Linked DNA regions of Homo sapiens: region 2 is linked to region 1. The links are chromatin contacts, found by Hi-C or POLR2A ChIA-PET in ENCODE. All regions are on one chromosome and are shown on one strand. Each heading gives the region's core, a stretch centred on a gene start or an enhancer-like site at or near the end of the contact. The rest is flanking DNA. Distances are from core to core; before and after follow the strand shown. Region 1 overlaps ARHGEF38 (Rho guanine nucleotide exchange factor 38). Region 2 overlaps ARHGEF38 (Rho guanine nucleotide exchange factor 38).

What was found. Hi-C counts contacts between places; a loop is a spot of excess contacts on that map. ChIA-PET counts read pairs that join two places held with the same protein, here RNA polymerase II (POLR2A). Pooled maps may share reads with other maps.
Region 2: a loop to region 1 is called in a map with no recorded cell type, with 2.5 times the contacts of the local background. The contact joins two enhancer-like sites. A Hi-C loop is called at or near these places in 3 of 168 maps with a recorded cell type or tissue (Calu3, GM12878 and PC-3), 8 of 37 single-sample maps with no recorded cell type and 4 of 50 pooled maps. POLR2A ChIA-PET finds 5 or more read pairs at or near these places in 3 of 52 experiments (GM12878, PC-9 and activated CD4-positive, alpha-beta T cell).

What each region holds. Positions count from the first base shown.
Region 1 is chr4:105,592,232-105,596,139 of GRCh38, forward strand. The region is part of intron 2 of ARHGEF38 (Rho guanine nucleotide exchange factor 38); the gene reads left to right. Among named protein-coding and RNA genes, the nearest start is that of ARHGEF38-IT1, 33 kb to the left of the region's middle. Within about 2 kb of position 2,585, at least 3 of the 41 ENCODE cell types and tissues checked have a DNase peak (open chromatin) inside an H3K27ac peak, as active enhancers do.
Region 2 is chr4:105,635,383-105,639,611 of GRCh38, forward strand. It overlaps ARHGEF38 (Rho guanine nucleotide exchange factor 38), which reads left to right. Exons shown (of 14, transcript NM_001242729.2): 5 at 1,021-1,038. Among named protein-coding and RNA genes, the nearest start is that of INTS12, 71 kb to the right of the region's middle. Within about 2 kb of position 2,214, at least 4 of the 41 ENCODE cell types and tissues checked have a DNase peak (open chromatin) inside an H3K27ac peak, as active enhancers do.

The DNA of each region.
Region 1 (3,908 bases), core at 1,335-3,834:
TCTCAGTTCTTTCACTTTTTCATATCCAACAATCTTTCCTCAATCCCATTCAGCCACTCACGCCAGGGTCATAACCTAGAACTTGCCATTACCAACAACTTCATCCCCTCAAAATCAGAATTTCAAGCTTACTATTCTCTGATGCCCAAGCCTACTCCCACTGGTACGATTTCTGACAACCTTCTGATGGCACCGAGACCTCCAAACTATGGACATTACTACCATTTCTCTCTTCATCGGGCCCAAAGATGCTTTAATTTCTATGGGTCCTTCATTATAATCGCTCCTTGCACACGACCTCAATTCCTTTTTCTCTCTTTCTTTCCATTTACTTCCCTGCAACAACTTACTCGAGTGAAGTTCAATTTTTCGTCTACTTCACACCTTTACCTGTGCAGCAGAATTAATCTCTTATAAAATTCATGACCACTTTCTACTGGGGCCCCCAGTAATGTTTCTGAGGAGATTCTCTCACATTCTTTTCCTCACATGTCAAACACCCCTTTTTCTTCTCTCAGCTTATGCCCTTTTCCATCATTTCATAAAGAAACTAGAAACAATAAGATGTGCACACTCCCAACACCAAATCTACCAACTTACTGCATCTCTACCTATATAAGTTGGCTTCCTCCTATTACCGGAAGCAATGGTTCCCGCTTCTAATGAAGGATGACCTCTCTCTGCTAGTGCAGTGGATTCTATCCCCTCAGACTGAAAGGTTTTACTCCAGTCTGTGTCCTTTCTCTCTCCTGAATAATTAGTTTACCCTCCTTATGGAATCATTCATAGCACTATTATCTACTATCTTAAAAACCAAAATCAAACACAAACAAACCAAAAAAATTGTTTTCCTCGATCCTAAAGGAATCATCTATATTCATTGTCTATTTTAAAATTAAATATAAAATATTTACTAGGTATAAGAACATTTGTGACTAAAACATGTTTCAAAATAAGCACAATTTATCAAAAATCTGTCCCTGCGATTGGCTAATGATCAATATAAAAAACAGTAAAAAACACGCCCAGTTGCAGTGGCTCACACCTGTAATCCCAGCACTTTGGAAAGATCAGCACAACCAGGAGGATTGCTTGAGGCCAGGAGTTCGAGACCAGCCTGGGCAGCATAGGGAGACCTCATCCCTATTTAAAAAAAAACAGCCAAGTGTAGTGGCTTGCTTCTGTAGTCCAGGCTACTCAGGAGGCTGAGGTGGGAGGATCACTTGAGCCCAGGAGGTTGAGGCTGCAGTGAGCCATGATCACGCCACTGTACTGCAGCCTGAGAGACAGAGCAAGACCCTGTCTCCAGAAGAAACAAATAAACAGACAGACAAAAACATCAAATATACAAGAAAAGTCTTTCTTTGAATTCTTAGTCCACATTTGTATCAAATGGACTAAGTTTACCTTATATGAAAATGTTGCCAATTTAAATAATCTGCTACATTGGTGAGTCAAACTAGCCCCGCTAAAATGAATGTCATTGATAGCTGTATTCTTATATATTTTCTCCAATTCTTTTTTGTGCTTTTACTTTTTGTTATTTTTCTTTACTTGTTTTTGGCTTCCTATGAAACTCTTATAAGCAGTTCTCAGAATTGGTGTCTTAGACCATGCCAGGTAAAACTTTTCCATTATGGTAACATTTATGGTCGTTTATTTGGCACATTTGGCTTTTGCTCTCAATACTGTGAATTACAATTCTCAAAATTCTAACTCACATTTTCTAGGTTGTTTTATTTGAATTGTTTATAGGTTGTTGATTTTTCACACTTTGACCTTGTTATTTAGCTATCTTTCAATGCTGTCTGCTCTCTGCCTTCCTCATTGTGGACTTTAATTTCATTCTATTAGTTCTCTCCACTAAGGTAATAGCAATTCTCTTAAGGTTCTCAGAATTCTCATGTCAGATCTGCCTTTTTCCCACTTCTCAAAACTTTTAACCTTTGATTAAGTAAATAAATGTTCGGGTACTCATATGACTCTTATCAGCGTTTATATGAGTGCTGAGGTAGTTAGTTGACACCACCAGTTCATTCAGTTCACTACCTTTTCAATGTTCGTTAGTTCTTTCCTGTTCTCACTTCCCTTCTGGACATTTAACTACCAGTGTCTTTGAGCACAAACCACCTGTCATCACTGTCAAAATGTGTAGATTAACACATACAGTTTTCAGATAACTATAGCAATAATCTGTAAACCAAGCTTAGCTAAACCTGGGGCAACATAAATATTTTACAACTACAGGTTAAGCTAGGAGAGAATTTGGGTATCATCGGATTCATCATCTTTTCTCTATACAAAATCAAACTCAGACCACTCCCAGTAAAAACAAAACAAAACAAGTCATTTTATTTAAGTGAAAATTGGATGAAGGAAGTTGAAAACTGAGGAAAGTACCAGAAGTTCCTGGCTTAACTGAGTCACCTTGTATGAGTGAATCAGTGTACAAATGAGTGATTAGATCTAGCCCTTGACTGACAACTGTTCTGTGACAATCGTGCTGTAAACTTTAATCTTAACTTCAAGGCTTTTCTATGTCAGACCTTTACCGAACTGATAATACATCAAACTCAGCAGTTACACATCTTCTTTAATAGCAGCACTGTGAGAGGTTTTGCAAAGAAGGCAAACGTTATCCACATCAGTTAGTGTTGAAACATTTAGTGGGAAAACAGGTTCTAGTTATTTATTATCCAAACAGGGCAGTGAGAGATACTCTATGTTTTTGGCTATAAGTCAAAGTAAATCAAACTAGAGTAGACTAATCTAACAATGGAAAGGGCAAAAAGTGATTGAAAGGAATAGCTGGAGGAATTTGAGTACTGTACTTATTTTTATTTTTCTTTGTTTTTTAATTATTTTCAGTTGCTAAAATTCACATAGTGCAAATCTACCAAAGATCTCAAGGGGGCTATAGAATTCCTCAGCTACTCGGTTTCCTCCCCTAGAGGCAAACTCCATTACCAGCATCTTTTTACCCATCCAATGATATTTCAAGTGTATGTGTTTGAATGCACACTTGGTAGATTTTATTTCTATAACAAGAAAGTTATGTGTATTTATTTTGAATTTACTCATATTTGGTTTAATCATGTGCCTTATGCTCAAAAATTTGTGTTTTCTAAAAAATGGTTTAAAATATATATAATTTTGTATTGACAGGAATTCAGTTGGAATTTTCTGTTAAAATTTTGATATACTATATGGCAACATTATATAAATAATTTTCACTAGAAAAAATATATAGAGGAAAATAATCACCTGTAGTCTTGCCACTTAGAAATAAGCACAATAATTATTTTGGCTTATTGTTTATACAAACATACTGAAATATTTTCTGGAATAGGAATTATACCATACACAGTTGTCCCTCAGTATCTACGGGGCACTGGCTCCAGGATCCACCAAGAATACCAAAATACATGGAAGCTTAAGTGTCTGACGTAAAATGCAATGGTTACATTTACACATAACCTACACACATCCTACTGTATACTTTAAATCATCTCTAGATTATTTATGGTACCTAATACAATGTAAATGCCATCTAAATTGTTGTTATACTATATTGTTTAGGGAATAATGATAAGAAAGAGAGTCTGTTCAATACAGATGCATTTTAAAAAATATTCTTGATCCACAGAGGACTGATTCCATAGACATGGAACTCAAGGATTCAGAGGGTTGACTGTATGCCATTATGGAATATTTTCCCCTGATGACAACTATATATTTACACATTTTATTTTCAGCCACAAATAACAAATATGAAATTGAAAATTTAAAAAAACTTATTAAAATAAGGGACCATAAATTTGATGTTCATGCTCTCTCTCAATTCAGAGTCCTTGAATGTAAAATGGTGCCTATTACCAGTGTTATCAGTCATACCTAGGTTAGCAGTG
Region 2 (4,229 bases), core at 964-3,463, 43 kb after region 1:
ATAAACACAATGTTTAATTTATGTTATGATATTTAGGTTTTACTTGGCTAAAATAAATGAAATAGAAAAAAAAACCCCATGTTTTCTGTAGGAGTTAAAAGAATAACCTTCTCTTTCAACTTCAATGTATGTGTTTTGATTCCTAAATGATCACATTATTCACTTATTGGTTTGCATGAAAAATTGCATTTTTATTTTTATTCATTTTCTTCCCCAGATTTTCTGACCTATGACGCACAAAGCATATCTGGCAAATAAAATTTCCCTTTAGAAGAGGAAAGAAGGAAGCATGTGAGCTTAAAGGAAATGATTGGAAGGAAATATTGGGCAGGAGGTGGTGGTGGTATTTCTTTCATTGCAATAGGAGAGTTCTTTAAACAGTCGTGAATAATTGCCTAAAATTATAGCAGCTGCTGATTTTAAAAAAATTATAATTCTGTGCTTGATTCCCATCTAATAGGTCTTAGACTAAGCAAAACCTAGTTATGTTAGGATGTCTAGCAATTCACTCATATAGCATGTCTGGAGATTGAGGAAACAATTGCTTCACACATGTCCCCCACCATTTTCCACATATACAAAGTACTGAGATTAATGGAAAAAAACTTATTAAATCCATTAAATTTTACAAAATGCAGCTTAGGCACTTATTAAATTTTTCCTCAATCACTGAATGTAAAAAGACCATCTATTATTATGGAATGGATCTTAAAATTTTTTTATATTGAAAACATTTATTGTACTCCAAATGGTTGGAAACCAAAGCCCACAGTGATCAGATAATAAACACAGGATATTATTTTATTTATCCATAGCCACTTGAGGCTTTTAGATAAAAACTTTCATCTTCTTTATTTGTTAGGGACATGATTATAAAATAATGAGACTACTTCTATAAGGCATTCATGAAAATTACTTATTTTATTTTACATAAGAAAATTTAAAAGGATTTATAATGTTTGTATATTACCTTAAATATACAGATTTACATGAATTTACTTTCTTTTTCTTCTCTTACAGGAAAATATACATGCAAGAGTAAGTACTTTTTAAAATAATATAAATCAAATATAAAAATCACGAGAAAATGCAGCTGACTGTTCCTGTCCAAATCAGAAATTCTGATTTTTCTAATCATGAGTATTGCTTTTAATAATCCAGGATTGCAAAGGCATTTACCCCATTACTGGTGCATATTTTACTTATTAAATTATTATCACATATACTTTACCAAACCTTTTAGAAGAATCCCAACATATAATTTACTAAGTTTGCTGATGCCAGAAAGTCTTTGGGAACTGCTCATCATACATATGTTTGGGAATCTTAATGTGTCCAAAAACACTTCTTTCTATGAAACATATTAGTCTTTAAAAAATCTCAGATTAATATCATAATGCATTTGAAGTTTCTATAGATTAATGCATAAGAAAAGATTATTTTATGAAAATATTAGATTTCTTCTAATTTCAAGTCTTGTATGATTTATGGAGAAAAAAATCATACACATTATAGCATGAAAATGAAATATTAAGGTGAAATAGTTGGTTACTAGGACAATATAGAAATTATTTTAGAAAAACAGCGTATACAAACACTCTGAAAGAGGTCCATTATTCTAGAAGAAAATGTATCCAGGCTGATTAATGCTGAAAGGATGAAATTGACTTCAATACAAACTCCAATTTATTTACCAGGCACATGTTTGGCTTATGATGAGCAACTCTTTAAGGTCCCAAGCTTCTAGTGTGTGTTTGCTTGTGTGTGTGTATGTACTTTAAATTCCTAAGAGTTTATATGAAGAAATAAAGAGCTTACAAAATATAAATTATATTAATGTAAGCAGCAAATATCTGTCATTCATATTTTGGTGCAGAGCAACAGTGAGAACGGAATTCTGGAACTGAAGTGAAGGAGTCAGGCATCATACAGATCTGTAGACCAGGGCTGTATATCTCAGTCAAGTTGAGAAGCTGATTTTTGAGACACCAGACAGGCAACCAGTTCTCTCACTTTATCAGTCTTTTCTTTTCTTTTCCTTTCTTTTTTCAAAAGGAAAAACTATCCGACAGTATAAACAGATATGAGTAGATTTGTCTTATGAGTTTCCAATTCTAGGCTCATTTGAATTCAAAGAGGTGCATCGGCCTCCTGGCTTCTCTTCAAAGATAGTTGATGGGGGCTGGGAAATGGCTCTGCCTCATTATACAGCCTGTGTCCCTGGCATTGTGCCAAGGACTGGAGCTTTGCATAACTGAGTGGTTAGAGAGGAACTTCATGTGCTACAAATTCTGCTTAGGTTTCCTTTTCTAAAGCTTGCATTAGGTCTTTGGAACCAAGAAACAAGAAGAGAGGAGAGAGAGATTCAGAGGAGAAAAAGGGAGATATTCTTCTTAGTACAATTTGCATGCACGGACTTCTACATACAGAATACTTAAACAGTTCATTGTATTGAAACACGCTTAAAAATGGCCCTAGCACTTGCTGCAATCCTGCTGTGTAGGAGTTAGCCAGGTTGTGTCTGCTCCCTCTAGACTATTCTATACATCAAGAACTAAAAAAGAAGAGCAATCCCAGCATGTGGCTGGATGCACATCAAAGCCAAGTCTGCCATGAATTATTTTCCTTCCTGTTCCTTTCATTCAGGTCATGAAGCACACATACTGCTACAGGAAAGGGCAAAAGGCAATGTCAAGTGCTGTGTAATTGTTGGGTTCTTTAGTGGCAAAGGCCAGCAATGTTGCAGCCAAAAGGGCATTTAAGAGTACAAGATGTGGGTTTTTACATGGCATTCAATAATCCCTCACTTATGGCAATCAAAAATTATCCGTTTTTTAGGTTTTTTTTACAACCTACCTTCTTAAAAATACAAAGTGAAAGATATTTGTAATTTCTAAAATGTTTACTTTGAATTATAACCTCACGCAAACATCAGACAGTATTAAAGTGACAGCAATCATAGAACTTCCCACTAAAAGCAAGAAAAAAATGCCTATTCTAAACACAGCTATCTTCAGAAATGCAGTGTTTTGTTATCTTTATGCTTTCACTCTTTTTTTTATGTGTTCCCTGTCAGATTAGCTATTCTCACCTTGGATTTCAAGGTTCCTATTAATCACAAAATATTATAAATTATTTTCTCTTTTCTTTGTATTTTAAAAATTATTGAAGAAACATTGCAAAAAAAGGAAAATAAAAATGAGGACAGTAAAGACAATCAGCAGTCACATTCCAAAGCTAACTATTGTAGCATTGCAGTGAGTCCCTCACTTCACCATACTTTTTTCTTCACACACATACATTGACTAAAATAGGAACACTATACGTTTCTTGTATGTCGACTTGCTACCTCATTCATCATCAATATGTTGTGAATATCTTTCCATGTCAGTAAATATAAATCCACATTGTTTTATACTTGCATAATATTCTGTCTGATATATATGCCATAATTTAGTTTGCCAAACCCTTACTGACAGTTGAATTTTGTCTGTCTTATTGATGTCATAAGTTTATTTTTATATATGATCTTGGTACAATAATTTGATTTTTTGGATCAATTTCTGAAAGTGAAATTGCTAGATCAAAGGGCTTTTGATACTTATTGTCAGAACATTTCAAAAAAAGCTGAGCTAATTTATATTCTCACTACTCTTATGTCAATTGTTCATTTATCCACTACTTGCCAACACTAGATACAAATAATATTGATATCTTTATAACTTGTAATGTATAGGCCCAAATAGTATCCTGTTATTTTAATTTGCATTTTTCCTATGTATTTAACTATTTGTATTTCATTTCTAACGAATGATGTTTTTAAATGATTATTCACTTTTACTGAGATGTTCATTTTTTCTAATACGTTTGTAATGTCTCTTTAATTAGTGCATATTAACCTTTGTCTTATGTATTATATATAATTTTTCCAGTTTATCATCTGACTTTTAACACAGTTTATGGCTGTTTCAGGCTGTTTTTAATCTATAAAATTTTACGGAGCTAAATTTTTAAATAGACATCATTTTTTTCTACTGTGCCTTTCAGATTTTGTGTCTGCCTTAGAAATTCCAACATTAGTTTATAAAGGATGATCCTATGATTTCTTCAAATTCTTATATGGTTTAATTTTTAGATTTAATATTTGACCTATCTCGAAATTATTTTAGTGTAAAGAATGAGGCCAAAATCCATTTTTATTGTTTTATTTATGGCTAGTTAATTCTCAT